Linked DNA regions of Homo sapiens: regions 1 and 2 are each linked to region 3. Evidence: chromatin contacts called from ENCODE Hi-C or POLR2A ChIA-PET data. All regions are on one chromosome and are shown on one strand. Each heading gives the region's core, a stretch centred on a gene start or an enhancer-like site at or near the end of the contact. The rest is flanking DNA. Distances are from core to core; before and after follow the strand shown.

What was found. A loop is a pair of places that touch in the nucleus more often than their neighbours do. ChIA-PET counts read pairs that join two places held with the same protein, here RNA polymerase II (POLR2A). Pooled maps may share reads with other maps.
Region 1: a loop to region 3 is called in a pooled map, with 4 times the contacts of the local background. The contact joins the promoter of HOXA3 here to the promoter of TAX1BP1-AS1 in region 3. A Hi-C loop is called at or near these places in 1 of 37 single-sample maps with no recorded cell type and 3 of 50 pooled maps. POLR2A ChIA-PET finds 5 or more read pairs at or near these places in 2 of 52 experiments (MCF 10A and activated naive CD4-positive, alpha-beta T cell).
Region 2: a map of PC-9 shows a loop between it and region 3 (2.5-fold over the local background). The contact joins the promoter of HOXA-AS2 here to the promoter of TAX1BP1-AS1 in region 3. A Hi-C loop is called at or near these places in 1 of 168 maps with a recorded cell type or tissue (PC-9) and 1 of 50 pooled maps. POLR2A ChIA-PET finds 5 or more read pairs at or near these places in 2 of 52 experiments (MCF 10A and Panc1).

What each region holds. Positions count from the first base shown.
Region 1 is chr7:27,150,266-27,154,652 of GRCh38, reverse strand. It overlaps HOXA3 (homeobox A3), which reads left to right and starts at 2,070. Exons shown (of 6, transcript NM_153631.3): 1 at 2,070-2,365. HOXA7 (homeobox A7) reads left to right here. Exons shown (of 2, transcript NM_006896.4): 2 at 1-937. HOXA-AS3 (HOXA cluster antisense RNA 3) reads right to left here. Exons shown (of 3, transcript NR_038832.1): 2 at 2,972-3,078; 3 at 1-2,359. RefSeq lists an enhancer at 1-134.
Region 2 is chr7:27,118,436-27,123,168 of GRCh38, reverse strand. It overlaps HOXA-AS2 (HOXA cluster antisense RNA 2), which reads right to left and starts at 1,250. Exons shown (of 4, transcript NR_122069.1): 1 at 1,143-1,250; 2 at 503-702. It overlaps HOXA3 (homeobox A3), which reads left to right. Exons shown (of 6, transcript NM_153631.3): 4 at 527-610. RefSeq lists enhancers at 1-695, 274-1,473.
Region 3 is chr7:27,738,803-27,743,425 of GRCh38, reverse strand. TAX1BP1-AS1 (TAX1BP1 antisense RNA 1) reads left to right here and starts at 2,751. Exons shown (of 2, transcript NR_187572.1): 1 at 2,751-3,410. It overlaps TAX1BP1 (Tax1 binding protein 1), which reads right to left and starts at 3,264. Exons shown (of 17, transcript NM_006024.7): 1 at 3,157-3,264. RefSeq lists enhancers at 1,603-2,466, 2,981-3,250, 2,467-3,329 and a silencer at 2,581-2,813.

The DNA of each region.
Region 1 (4,387 bases), core at 821-3,320, 590 kb after region 3:
CCCCCAACCCCAGGCCAGCCGGCCCTGCTCTGGCGCGTCCAAAATACTACCTAGCACAGGCCTCTGCTCGAGGCACCCCCAAACTACCTATGTATCCAGCCCCAGAGGGCCTCCATTCCCAGGAAGTCCCTATGTATCCCAACACTGGCAGACACCCAGCACCACCCTCCCAGACCCGCAAGAAAGTGAATCTCACTACTACCTACTCCCCTAAAACTACCTATTTTGTGCTGGCTGGCTTGCCTGCTACCTAGTGCCGACTGCTCCCAGGCAAGTCCCCTGCTGCTTACAGCCCGCAGCTTTTGGGGTCCCTGAGGCTGCCCTGAGAATGTGCTGAGGTCCAGGATCAGGGTATTGGCATCTATTTAAATCGAAAAATAATATATTTATTCCAAAAAGCATCCTAAGTGCTTGCACCCTAGAATCAATCCCTCCTTCTCTGGCTTGGCACCCACAGCTCAGGCCCATCAACCCCCACTTCTGGAGGGGAATGTTCCTGAGCTGGCTGCAGATCTGTGGGTTAGCTTCTGCTTAGCAGGACTGTGGAGATGCTTCCAGCTTCGCTGTCCTTTCCTCTGGCTCCTGTATCTTACTGTTCAGCTGTGTTAAATATGTACGCCCTGATGTTTCCTATAATAGCAGATACTGTATATTTGAACAAGATTTTTTTTTATCATTTCTATAGTCTTGGAGTTCATTTGTAAGGCAGTGTCTTGACTTGGAAAGGATGTGTTAATGGGGTGACTTTGTAGCATGGTATGTTGTCTTGAGTTAACTGTAGTGGGTGGGGAGGTCCAATGCCCTCCGCAATGCCCTTCATCTCCTGTGTTGTCCTGTACCCTGCTCAGCTCCATCCTGGGGTTCAGGGAAGGCACACTTCCCAGCCCAGCTGTGTTTTATGTAACCGAAAATAAAGATGCGTGGTGACAAAGAAAAATGTGGACTGCCTTATCCAGAGGGGACTGGGAAAGGGGAGGTGAGTATGGCTGGAGGGCAGGGGGCAGTGGGGAAGCAAAAGTGGGGTGGCTGTCCTTGTGATGGTCCAAGTGTTGGGTACCCATGTATTGGTGTCATGTATCTTTTTAATGTATTTTTATGTGTGTATTTGTATGAGTATGTGCTTATTTTTCTGTGTATGTATTTCTGTGTGTGTGTTTTTACCTAATTCCACAATTGTATATATTTTGGTGTCCATAATTGGGTGCATGTGTTTTTGTGTGTCCATAATTGCATGTCATTCTGTGCCCACAATAGAGTGTATGCCCTTCCCTGTGTGCATAATTGTATATGTGCCTTTATCCGTGTAGAGACGTTTGTCTGGTTTTTGCGTGTGCACTAACATCTTCTAGATCCCTTGAAAACGGAATCTTTGGTAGATACGTTATATTCTATGAATCTACCTAAAAACCTCCATCAATTCCATGAGGAAATTTCAAATCCACACTTTCCTCTAAGGCTGAGCAGTGGGCTTGGAAAGGGGCATTACCCAGAGCTGATTCCGGATTCGCATGCGCCCTGAACCCAGCCCCAGGCTAGGAAATGGGATTTAAGGTCCCCACCCCGCCTGCAGACCAGGCGAGGGGGCCCCAGGGTCCGGCACTGCAGTAGGTGGCGCGGGGAGGGGCTAGGACCGCAGACCCCCGCTAGGCTACGCAGCCTGGGCAGGGGCTGGGGCAGCTGGATGCGGGGAAGGGGCGAGGGGTGAAGGTCCAGGGGTTGTGCGGGCAGCTCAGAGCATCCTGAGTTCCGCCTGCAAGACCTCGTCTCCAGTCTCCTGCCTGGGCTGGGCCCGCTTCTTATGGCTCTTTTAGTAAAACCTGGCCCAAAAGGGTCTGTAAAACCTGAGGCCCCAAGTCGGGGCGGCCTCGGTGGTAAGATGGCGCCGGTGTAAGAGCTGCCTCCTCTCAGTGATGGGGAAAGGGTCATAAATCCGTTGTTGTTTATGAAAATTTACAACTTTGCAATACAACTTTATGAGTTGTTCGGCCCTTCCATTGGCCGCTGTCGGTCATGTGGATGAGAACCGTGAACATGAACTTTTTTATAATTTCCCTTGCGAGAATAGAGCCGCATTCTTTTGCTCCGCTCCGTCCTGCCTGCTTCGGAGCTCTGCCTTCCAGCCGGGCTCGGCTGTGCTTTGTCCGGAGATGGCGAGCGAAGGGAAGCCCCGGCCAGGCCAGGCCTGGCGGCTCCCGCTGGAGATTGGGCGCGCTCCGTTCCCGGCGCCGCGGCAGCAGCTTTGCAACTCGCAACCTGGCTAATTTCCTGCGTCCTCTGGCACCAGGAAAGAGGACAATTCTTCTCTCGGGCTGCCCAAGCGACAGCTGTCAGAGGGGCAGGAGCTTCTGGGAGCCACCGTCTGAAGGTGAGACATGTGGGGAGGAGATAGGAGCAAAGGTGGTGAGGCGACAGCCGGCGGCGGTAGCGGTGGGAGAGGGCACCCAGGGAGGCTTTAAGAGGGGCATACTCCCCCTTACCCATACTCACCCATTCACACTTGCCCCCATCACACACTACAGCCCACACACGTCACACACACAGGCACACACGCGCGCACGCACACACACACACACACCACTCCCTTTCTCTCCCCTCCCTGGCTCGCCTTGGCAGTAAGTGCCCGCCTTCCTTCGGCCCTCCGTGGCACAGCGCCAAGGCACAGGGCAGCATCCCTTGGGTCGTCTCTCTCCCCTTCCCTAGCGACCCCGTGAAGCCCAAAAGGAAGTGGCCCGGCACACTGTGTTCCCCGCCAGCCCTTTGGGTTTGGATTTTTGTGTTTTCATTCATGGCCCTATTTGGTTTTGTTGGATTCCCCAACAAGAGGAGACCATCCTTGACCTGGGAAGGTGGGAAGAGGTGAGGGCAAAGTGCATTAATCCACAGGCATTTTATTAGCATCAGCACAGCACTTTCTACTCCGTGGGAATTGGTTTCAGAGAGAAAGGTAGAAGGGGGAAACAGAAAAACTTACTAATTCAGCCAGAGTTCTCCGCTCGTTGCCGGCTTCCCTTCGCCCGGTTTTTCGATGAGAGAGGTGTCTGAAGCGCTGGGAGGGGGAATAGGTGCGTGGGTGGAATTCTGTGTTGGAGGAGAGGATGGGATTAATTGGGTGTTACTTGGTGGGAAGTTTCGGTGCAGAGGACATAATGCTGTTAGCGCGCGTGGCAGGGTCCCGCAGCTAAGGTTGAAGGAAGGACGCAAACCGAGTCTGGGCGATAGGGGGACCCCCCAATCCACCTTGGCGCAACGGACTGGCGACCGCACTCCCCACCTTCCGCGAGCGGGGAGAGGATGGTGGAGCTGCCCGGGAGGAAGCGCAGAGCGTGCTGCTGGCGGTGGCTTTGCGTAGCGCGGTGGCTCGAACTGTAGCTCGGCCTAAGTGCACATCAGACCAGATTTGCCCCGAGAACTCCTCGGACAGCGACAAGAAAAGAGTCCGAGGTTCTTTTTGTTTGTTTTTTGTTTGGGTTGTTGTTTCCCCAACTTGAGACAATATCTTGGTATGGATTCGATAAATAGGAAGGGGCTGTGGATGTTTAGGACGTTAGCCCGTGCTCTGCGTGCGCTCGGGGCGGATAAAGCGGCGCATTTGCATCCTAGGTCCGCCGCCTTCCTGACTGCGGCTGCCGCGGGCCGATTATTTATTGCGACCGTGCTGGCGCTCGCTGCTGCCACGCCGTGGCCGTCGCCGGGACCGGCGCCAGCTGCAGCCCGCCTCTTGCAGCCTGGCGCGACTGCTGTACTGGCCCCTCAGAGATTTCCCAGCAAGCAGGGTAGAGGGGGACGCAAGGGGACCTGGGGGGCGATCACCCAGAGCCTATATGGCCGGGAAATCTCCCCGCCTCGGCTACCCCTGACCGGAGCTGGACGCCGTTATAGACTCGGGTCCTCCCCCACCCCCACTCCAGCACCATGGAGACTGGTTGCACAGGCCGCCTGGCACGTCATGGCTGCTTCTGTCCAAACTGCGCGTCCCAAGGCGTTCTGGGGGCGCACGCTGGTTCAGGGAACACTCTGGCTTTGGGATTCTGCAATCGGAGAGACTACCTGTAGTCCTGAGGCCTGTAGGCCTGGCTGCTCTGAGGAGGATTGGCTATGGCAAAGAAGGACGGCTTTGGCTCCAGGAGAGGGCTGTGAAGGGCAGAGGCCGCACCTGTGTGCTTTGGGCTCTGGTCTGGGCTAGCGAGCTGGCTGGACCGAGGTGGCCTTCAAGGTCCCACACCTACATACTCCCAGACCACCCTCCAGGCTGGCAGAGGTGGAGCTGTTCAATGGGCAGCCCAGGGCAAGGGCAGACAGTGGGGCCCAGCTCGCCGTCCTGCCCCCCTTGGAGAGAAACTGAAAGGTAAGTCGCTTTCTGCGTGGCTTTGGCAGGGAGGAGAGAGAG
Region 2 (4,733 bases), core at 1-2,500, 620 kb after region 3:
TGAACCCGGGTCTGATTTCGCGCCTACAGAAATGAACACATATTAGTGAGGTTTCAGGAGAGTCCGTGATTGAATGCTCCCAGACAAGGCTTCCTTTTGTTAGGAAAGGAAAATAAAGCAAGCATTCACATTCTCCAAGTTGTGGTGCCTGAGGAGAGAGCTCTCTGAAAGCAGCCCACACCACCAGCAAAGCCACTTCCACCTTCTCAGCTTCCTCTGTTTGCTTCATGTCCTTTCCTTCCCCACTCCCCCGCCAAAAAAAAGAAAGAAAAAGGAGAAAGTATGGGTGTGGAGATGGAGTATGTATTTATTTTACAAAAATAAATCACCATCTTCGGACCATTTGTAGACTGGAACATTTCGAGCAATGAGTGCGCCACACGGACGAGTGCCCTGGTGACTCCCTGATGTTCGCGTCACCCCCAGGGCCACCTTGGCGCCCGCATGAGCCTCGCTTCCCACTCCCGGCCTCCAACTCCCTTCCCTCGCAGCCGCCATTCACCTTCTGCTGTTTATTTGTCTGCAGAGCGCCTGGACACCGGAAAAGGCGATTCCCTGAGCGCCTGGAGTTGGAGACAATTCCTGGTTCAGAATTTAAACATCTTTCTAGGTAAGCGCTGCTCCAAAACTCTTCGCCGCGTGGGACTTTGCACCAGGGCGGTTGGGAGGAGTTGGCCCTCCACGGTTCCTGGCAACCGCGGCCTGTTGAAAGAGGTTCTGGTCAATATTTAACTTCGGAGGAGTTTGGAGTTGGATTCCTTTAAGCTTCTTGCCCTGCGAGTGCGGGGCCTCAGGCAGACAAAGAGCCTACCCCAAAACCAGCGATGGGCAGGAGAAGCGGTTGCAGAAGGCAAAGATGGGTTGTGGAGAGTCAGAGGGAGTGTGTTTGTTTCTTCCTGCAAGCCCCAAACAAACCACTACACTGAACTTCAGGGCAAAAGCAAGTAAAGGCCACGGGCACGGGCGCGGCGGCCGCTGCGTGGGCTGCTCTCTTTGTCGACTAAGGCGACTGCGGAGGCTGTGAGTTAAGAAATTGTCGCCAGTCCCAGCTCGCTGTTGAGGAAAACTTGTATCACACTCTTGCAGTTTCTTAGACCATTTTGCCTTTCCTTCGGCATGAGAAAAATTGCTGTATTTCTAACCTTTAGGCCTTCGCAGACAGCGGGTCTTCTTCCTTCTTTCATCAGGGCTCATCATCGGTTCTTCCTACGGGAAAAGCGTGGTTTTCTATGTCTTGGCGTTTCCTTTTCCTATTTGAAACAAGGGAAAACTCTTTTAAATTATTTTCAAGTTCTGACTTAATTTGTCCTCTTAGTTTGGGATGCAGGGAGGTAATTACTGTGGTTTATTACCTTGTAAAAGATCCATAAATTACATGCCTGTTTGGGGGAGGGGCTGCTGGAATAGCTTTCAGAAGCATGGTATGAAGGAATGAGTTTGCTTTGTTCTTTCAGGAATTACTTCTTTTTAAAAAGTTTTGAGATTTTGTATTCTATTTCCTAGGCCTCCAGTCTTCCCTTAAATTTGCTCCCAAATAGATATCAGGTTGTTAATTAATTGCAACATGATATTCAGTCGTGCTATAAGGCTGATATGGTGTTCTGGATACAATTATTTTTTCCAATAGAAGGTAAACAGAGCAATAGTCAAGCTGTGTTACTTTCTCAGCTACTGTATGTCTGTTTATATCAAATATAGATGGAACATTTCAGGAATTTGTAACTCTGTGTATATGATTTCCATCTCAGCAAACAACAGAACAATTGCATGTATAAATAGTTGCAGGAATTTGGGGCCTTGTGTATAACACAATATACACATCCACACGTGTCCAGAGAACTTGGCCCATTTCTCTACTGCACTTGCACCCACAGGAAATATCTCATGTTAAATAAGAATCTATCATACACACACACACACACACACACACACACACACACACACACACGCACACAGTGGGCTAAGAGAGCCTTACCTGATGCTGAGTAGAAAATCCACTAGATTTAAGTAATGGGACAAAAATGTTAAGTGTACTTTTGACAGAGAAATCAGATTGCAGTGTTTGAGTACAGATATATCTAATCTGCCAACAGCCTTGCAAATATTGGCTAACGGTGTGTACCCTTGGTTGCCTGCTTTTTCCAAGCCAGCTTTCCCCCTATTTTGGCTCTGGTGACCAGGACCACAGTATCAGTCCCAGCGCAGGCCAAGTTGGAGGCCGGTGAAGTGAGTGAAGAGGGACTGGCAGCTGGGTTTTTAAAAGGCCCGTAGCTTTGCTCCAGGAAACTGGATTGCAGAGTGGCAAAGGAGGACTGTCAGCTGCTGGTTCCCCAGATAGGCTGCCCAGGCCAAGATCTCTCATAGAGAAGCTGTTTTTTAACCTCAAAAGTTAAATGTCTTTTGACTTTTCAGATTTTTCCCTTCTCATCCCACCAAATCACCCATCCCACCCCAAGTCATTAATGTTAATTGTTAAACAGCAGTTGGAGCATTAACTGGATGTTAGCAGCCGTTTGGAGGCCCCAGGCTGGAGCTGAGATGCCTCTGAGCTTTGCTGGCGTTAAGGCATTTCTCTGAAGCAGTACCAATGACTTATTTCATTGATTTATGGCTTTTTTTTTTTTTTTTTTTTGACAGAGTCGCGCTCTGTCCCAGGCTGGAGTGCAGTGGTACGATCTCAGCTCACTGCAACCTCTGCCTTCTGGTTTCAAGTGATTTTCCCACCTCAGCCTCCCGACTAGCTGGGATTACAGGCATGCACCACCATGCCTGGCTAATTTTTGTATTTTTAGTACAGACGGGGTTGCACCATGTTGTTCAGGCTGGTCTCGAACTGCTGACCTCATGATCCACCCACCTCGGCCTCCCAAAGTGCTGGGATTACAGGCATGAGCCACCGCACCCGGACAATTTATGGCTTTAAGAGTTTTCATTTGCTCGACTGTTCCAAGAGCTTTGAAGGGGGCCCCTTCTCATCTTTGAGTTGATGCCTCTTCAGAAACTTGGGGGTAGGGAGGAATTTGCCAGCAATACCTCCAGGTCCCTTTCTAGGGTATCTGGAGAGCTCAGTGTGAATGATTGGTGAGGGGTATGAGGCAGGCAGCAGTAAGAATGAGAGGAGTGAGTTCTTGGGGGTCAGGAGAACGCTTTTTGGAAACCAGCTTCTACTCCTGTCCTCTATCCCCCAAACCTGAGAGAGGCAGGTTTTCACTTGGAGTTCTTACTTTCCAGCTTGTAACTTAGATAGGAGCTGGAAAAGTTCACATGGAGGTTCTCTTCCAGCTACACCACAGATTGAACCTTACTGAAATATTGTCACCAGCTTAGGCCAGGACTTGCTTCCAGGGGATTAGGTCTCTTCTTTTATTGCCTTTCTGATTTGGACAACCCATGAACAAGTTCTCTTATGAAAGGCCTTACATTTTCATCAGACCCCTTCTGTTCCTCTGCAGGGGAGGAGTGAAGGGGAGGAATCATGCACAGCCTCCTGCAGCTGCTATAAGTGAGTCCTCACACTCAGGCATAGCCAGCTGAAGACCCATTCTCCAGGAAAAAAAGAATATGGCCTGAGGATCTCACTAGCCTCAGAGCACTCTCAGAAGTTCAGAAACTAAGACCAGAAAAGAGAAGATTTTTAGACAGCTCATGAAACGGTACAATGTTGAAATTAGTGGGCAATGTCATCAGGCAGAAGGCAGGAGTAGGGGTGGAACCAAGGGTGGGAGCAGCTTATTTGTTTCAGTTAGGTTCTTCCTGAGCACAGTTGGTTCTCTACTGGTTTTCTGCTCAAGATTATTTTGAGAGTTCTGAAGGGGGCTCTTTCTCATCTTTGAGTTGATATCTCTATAGGAACTTGTGTGGGGGTGGGGAGAGAATTTGCTGGTGGACACAGAATTGTCTTGGAAAAGTGGGTGGACAGACCTGCCTGTGGAGAGGGTCCCAGATTGCCTTGTTAACTTAAGGCACTCCAGTGAAGGTTGATTCTTTTTCTTTTTTTTCTTATTTTTTTTGGGGGGGGGGGTCTCTTGCAGAGCAATTAGATCATTTCCTCTGATATTTTTTATGTTTAGAAACTTATAATTCCATGTATCACTCAGTTGTGCACTGAGGAAATGCTTAAGTGCAAGTTTAGTCAGGGCACTAGGTTTCTCTAGATTTTGCAAAACCCGGACCCACCACTCTATAGCCAAGCACATCTTTCCTAGTGGGCTCCCACTGAACAAAACCAACTGGACTTGGAGGAGATGCTTTAACCTTTTGTCAGGTAATTATGTGCCTTTTTGGTGTTTCTTGCGTCTGTAGTGTATGGTGTGGGTGTTAGCAAACTCCATACAATGGCAGGCTGTGAGGAAGTCCGCTGTCCAGGCCAGTTATTTCTGGGCCTGCCCCTTGCCTTTTGATATACTGGCCTGTGGGCCAGAGGAGACTGGGGTGCATGGGTGTGCAGGATCCAGCTTGTCCGTGGGTGGGAGGCTGTAAGGAAAGTTAAATGGATTCTAAAAATGTGAATAGCATTGCTGTAACCCTTGTGTTTGGAGGGTGTGTAAAGAAATATAAGTGGAGATAAGCTTGTATGTCTTATATGGCATTCATGGGAGGATGGCTCCAAGCATCCTATTGCTTAGACAGAACTCTTAAACTCAAAACTGCTGGTCAAGGTTCCCCACCTACCCTCCCCCAAAGCTAAATATTCTGTTTGGAAACCTAGTTCCTTCAGTGGTTCCCTATTTCAA
Region 3 (4,623 bases), core at 1,502-4,001:
CCTTTAGAATTATCTCCAAACTTTAATCCGATAGGACACACAAACATATGAAAGGAAAAAATGTCCAGCATTCAAATAGTTTCCAATTATTCACACTGTGGCTCAAAAAAAGAAAGACTAACAACTCTCAACAGACCTCTGCTCCCAAAAAATGTAATCAGCAATTTTTCTAGGAGGCAACAGCAAAAGCCCCAGTCTATTAATTTGCACCCTTGCAGACATCCCTATTTCCAGAATCCTTTACACCTGAGTGCCAAGACATTCCGCCCAGGTATCACCCGCACCACTTTTATTTACTTTTTAGATTTTTATAAGTTGGTTTCTAAAATGCTATGATATTGGCCCACACATATTAGGGTAGAGGACATTTTTATCTTCTTCTAAAGGTTTATTTGGGACAAAATAAGCTTTAAAAAGACAGAAATGCATAAAGCCCAGATTTAACATATCCATTCCAAAAGAATACAACAAAGTCCCCAAAAGAAGTATACAAGGAGCATCATTAGGATCTTTCATGATTATTTTAACATTATTAAAAAGGTTGAAACTTTGAATTCCAAAATTTTACTTTTGTTATGGAAAAGGTATTTGCTGGTTAATTCTACAAACATGGCTGCAGTGAGAACTATAAACAGCGGTCTACAATTTAAGAACGTGATGGGCTGGGTGCGGTGGCTCACACCTGTAATCCCAGCACTTTGGAAGGCCGAGGCAGGCGGATCAAGAGGTCAGGAGTTCGACACTAGCCTGACCAACATGGAGAAACCTCGTCTCTACTAAAAATACAAAAATTTGCCGGGTATGTGTGGGGAAAAGCAAGAGAGATCAGACTGTTACTGTGTCTGTGTAGAAAGAAGTAGACATAGGAGACTCCATTTTGTTCTGTACTAAGAAAAATTATTCTGCCTTGAGATTCTGTTAATCTATGACCTTACCACCAACCCCGTGCTCTCTGAAACATGTGCTGTGTCAAACTCACGGTTAAACGGATTAAGGGTTGTGCAAGATGTGCTCTGTTAAACAGATGCTTGAAGGCAGCATGCTCCTTAAGAGTCATCACCACTCCCTAATCTCAAGTACCCAGGGACACAAAAACTGTGGAAGCCTGCAGGGACCTCTGCCTAGGAAAGCCAGGTATTGTCCAAGGTTTCTCCCCATGTGATAGTCTGAAATATGGCCTCGTGGGAAGGGAAAGACCTGACCATCCCCCAGCCCGACATCCGTAAAGGGTCTGTGCTGAGGAGGATTAGTATAAGAGGAAGGCATGCCTCTTGCAGTTGAGACAAGAGGAAGGCATCTGTCTCCTGCCCGTCCCTGGGCATGGAATGTCTCAGTATAAAACCCGATTGTACGTTCCATCTACTGAGATAGGGAAAAACCGCCTTAGGGCTGGAGGTGGGACATGTGGGCAGCAATACTGCTTTGTAAAGCATTGAGATGTTTATGTGTATGCATATCTAAAAGCACAGCACTTGATTCTTTACCTTGTCTATGATGCAAAGACCTTTGTTCACGTGTTTGTCTGCTGACCCTCTCCCCACTATTGTCTTGTGACCCTGACATAGCCCCCTCTCGGAGAAACACCCACAAATGATCAATAAATACTAAGGGAACTCAGAGGCTGGCGGGATCCTCCATATGCTGAACGCTGGTTCCCCGGATCCCCTTATTTCTTTCTCTGTACTTTGTGTCTTTTTCTTTTCCAAGTCTCTCATTCCACCTAACGAGAAACACCCACAGGTGTGGAGGGGCAACCCACCCCTTCAGTGTGGTGGTGCGCGCCTGTAATCCCAGGTACTCAGGAGGCTGAGGCAGGAGAATCGCTTGAACCTGGGAGGCGGAGGTTGCAATGAGCCGCGATCGCGCCACTGCACTCCAGCCTGGGAGACAGAGCAAGACTCCATCTCAAGGAAAAAAAAAAAAAAAGAACGTGATGACTAGAAAACAAAAACTACAATGTTCTTTGAAGTTGAACAATCAGTTTGAAAAATAAATAAAACCTTATTAGAAGTCGGCATCATCAAACAATCCTTCAAGTTTACCCTTGAAAGGAACAGAACGAAAGAGAAAGGCTGTCCTAAGCTCCTTCCCTAAACCCGAAAAGCACTTTGAGGACGATCGACCCACTTTTAGTTTCTATTCAAATGATCTCTTTAAATCCTTTAGGAATTGAGCACCAAACTTGTAACTATTAATTGTTCGTGCACAGCTCGTAGAAATTTTAACATTAGCAGAATGCAGACAGCTGAAAAATCAAGATTTATTTTCCCATCTAAAGCCTAACATAATAGCAATTCATAACCACTGTGTGAAACCGGAAATCTAACACTGTGTATGTCTAAAGTCAAATGCCAGTGTTTTCTAACAAAACTTTTACCAATAAGGTGTGTACACACACCCACACAGACGCACGCTAAGCTCAATTTTTTACTAATAAGGTGTACGCGCGCGCGCGCACGCTAAACTCTAGCCACAGATTCCCTAAGCCAGGAGTGCAAGTCGGTCGGGACTAGTCCACACCTTGCGAACGGGGCGGGGTGGGGAATGGATTCCAGGTGAAGCAGGCCATCAGCCAGAACCGCCAACTCCGCCCGCGGCCCTCAAAAGTAGGCGGCGCAGGGAGTCTCCGCCCCCTTCGCCACCGGCGACTCAAACCAAAACAGCTGGGTTTCTCTCCGCAAAGGCAAACCCCAGCGTCCTTCTCGGACGCGACCTACGTGTTTTCTCAGCTTACTGCGCCGGTAAAACCCACACTGCCCTCAAAACAGTCACCCCAGAGTTTAGCCTTGGACACCAGAAGCTTTTCCTTCGGGGGTCGCCAGCGTCACTCGTCCCCAGCCAAAGGGCCCCCGTCCCACACGCCTCCCCCAAATCGCGAAGGCCTGTCCCACGGGCCTCCCACCGCGTGGGGCGGCCACCCGTTGCCATTCCAAAACTCCACAGCTGATCCGAGTCGCCCACACCCCCGTCACAATCGCAGTCTGGAAAGGAAGGTTTGTCTTCGGGAAGGAAAGCCTCGTCACCACAGAGACCTCTCCCGAGACCGGCCAGGCCCCTACAGTACAGGGGCTGAAGGGTGTAGCACGAGCCCTAAAAGAGATGCAGCTGGAGGCCGCCCCGCACAAGGCGCTGGGGTGGACCGGGGAGGCGCCTTACCCAGTGGAAAGACTCCCGGATCAAGGGAGAAAGTTACGCAGGCTTCCGATCCTGATCCGCCATCAGCCGCCGAACCTCTTCCGCCACTACCGCCTACCCCCAAAGACCGGCTACACCTCCCCTCCCAGCCGACAGTAGGCCTTGCGTCACTTCCGCCCACGGGGCGGTCTCTTCCGCCTCCTGCCTGGTTCGCCGCTCCCCTCCGCGACGACACGCCCCCAGCCCACTCCGCCGCGGGACGCCTCATCCCGCGGGTAGGCTGGCTCTCTCCTTACTTCGTCCTTGCTATTTTCGTTCAACTTAATCGCAGCAAAACAATGCGTCTGGATTTACATTCTGATTTTATGTTATTATTTTGACATACGAAAGGGGGAAACACACAGGAGGTTTAAGTAACTCACCAGCGATGTGGAAAGGGCAGCTCAGAGGTCCATGGACAGTACCGTATCCCTGTCTGCGTCTCAGTCGGCCTAAACTAGCCCACTCATTTTATAGATAAGGAAATAGCCAGAGAAGCAAGGGAGTGACCACACGGCTAGGGCTGCAAACCCCTGAGCACCAAGACTGTCTCTGAACTCCTGGCCCAGTCGTGTGCTTTTTTGGCTATGAAGTTTTGTTCACTGAAAGCTCCTAGGAGCTTTTCAGTTCTAATGCCCTCTGATTCTATTTGCTCTCGCTCCAGCAGAGGCCTCTTTTCTAGCCGCATTTCTGTGAGTTACCTGCTTTTGTTATCCGTATCATTTTCCGTGTGTGAATTTTCTCCCGCGTTCTGTTATTTCTAAAATCACTTTTGCTTGTTGTATATGTTGCCTTCCTATATTGGACATTCAGTTTGAATCGTAACTCCACAGAAGCAAATGTGTCCCATTCGAATTCATCATAGTCTTCTGTTGCCGTAAAACCCTGACAAACCTTGCAATAGCACCAGAAAGGATATGTAAATTAGATCGCATTAAATGTTGAAGCACATTCTAAATACAGAACATTCAAAATTATCTTTCATATACTTTCATCTTTACTTCCAGTTATTTCAGAAGACATTAGCTTTGATAACATAGGTTCTCAATATTTACAGACTGATTTGTTTCCTGTGTATTGACATTTTTGAACTTGGTCTTGTGCTGGGTATTATACTTGATCATAGAATTTCAGAAGAACCTTAATAGGCCATTTAGTCCCAGTCTCCTTATTTTATGGATGAAGAAAACGGTGTGAATAATCAACATAAGTTATCACTTGCGTTACTGGTAGCAACCTTCTGGTAGTAGAAATAACTGTGTCCCTTAAGAAATGTAAACATAGCAGTGAATTTTATAAGCACAATTTGTCAGAGATGTCACTCTTTGTTTAAATCACATTCCTATTTATATGTAATACATTTTTAATTACCACTAATTTTCAGTTAATGAAATCAGAAAAACAGTATGCTTAATAAAAACCATAATTGAAAGACTTTTTTTTTTGCCC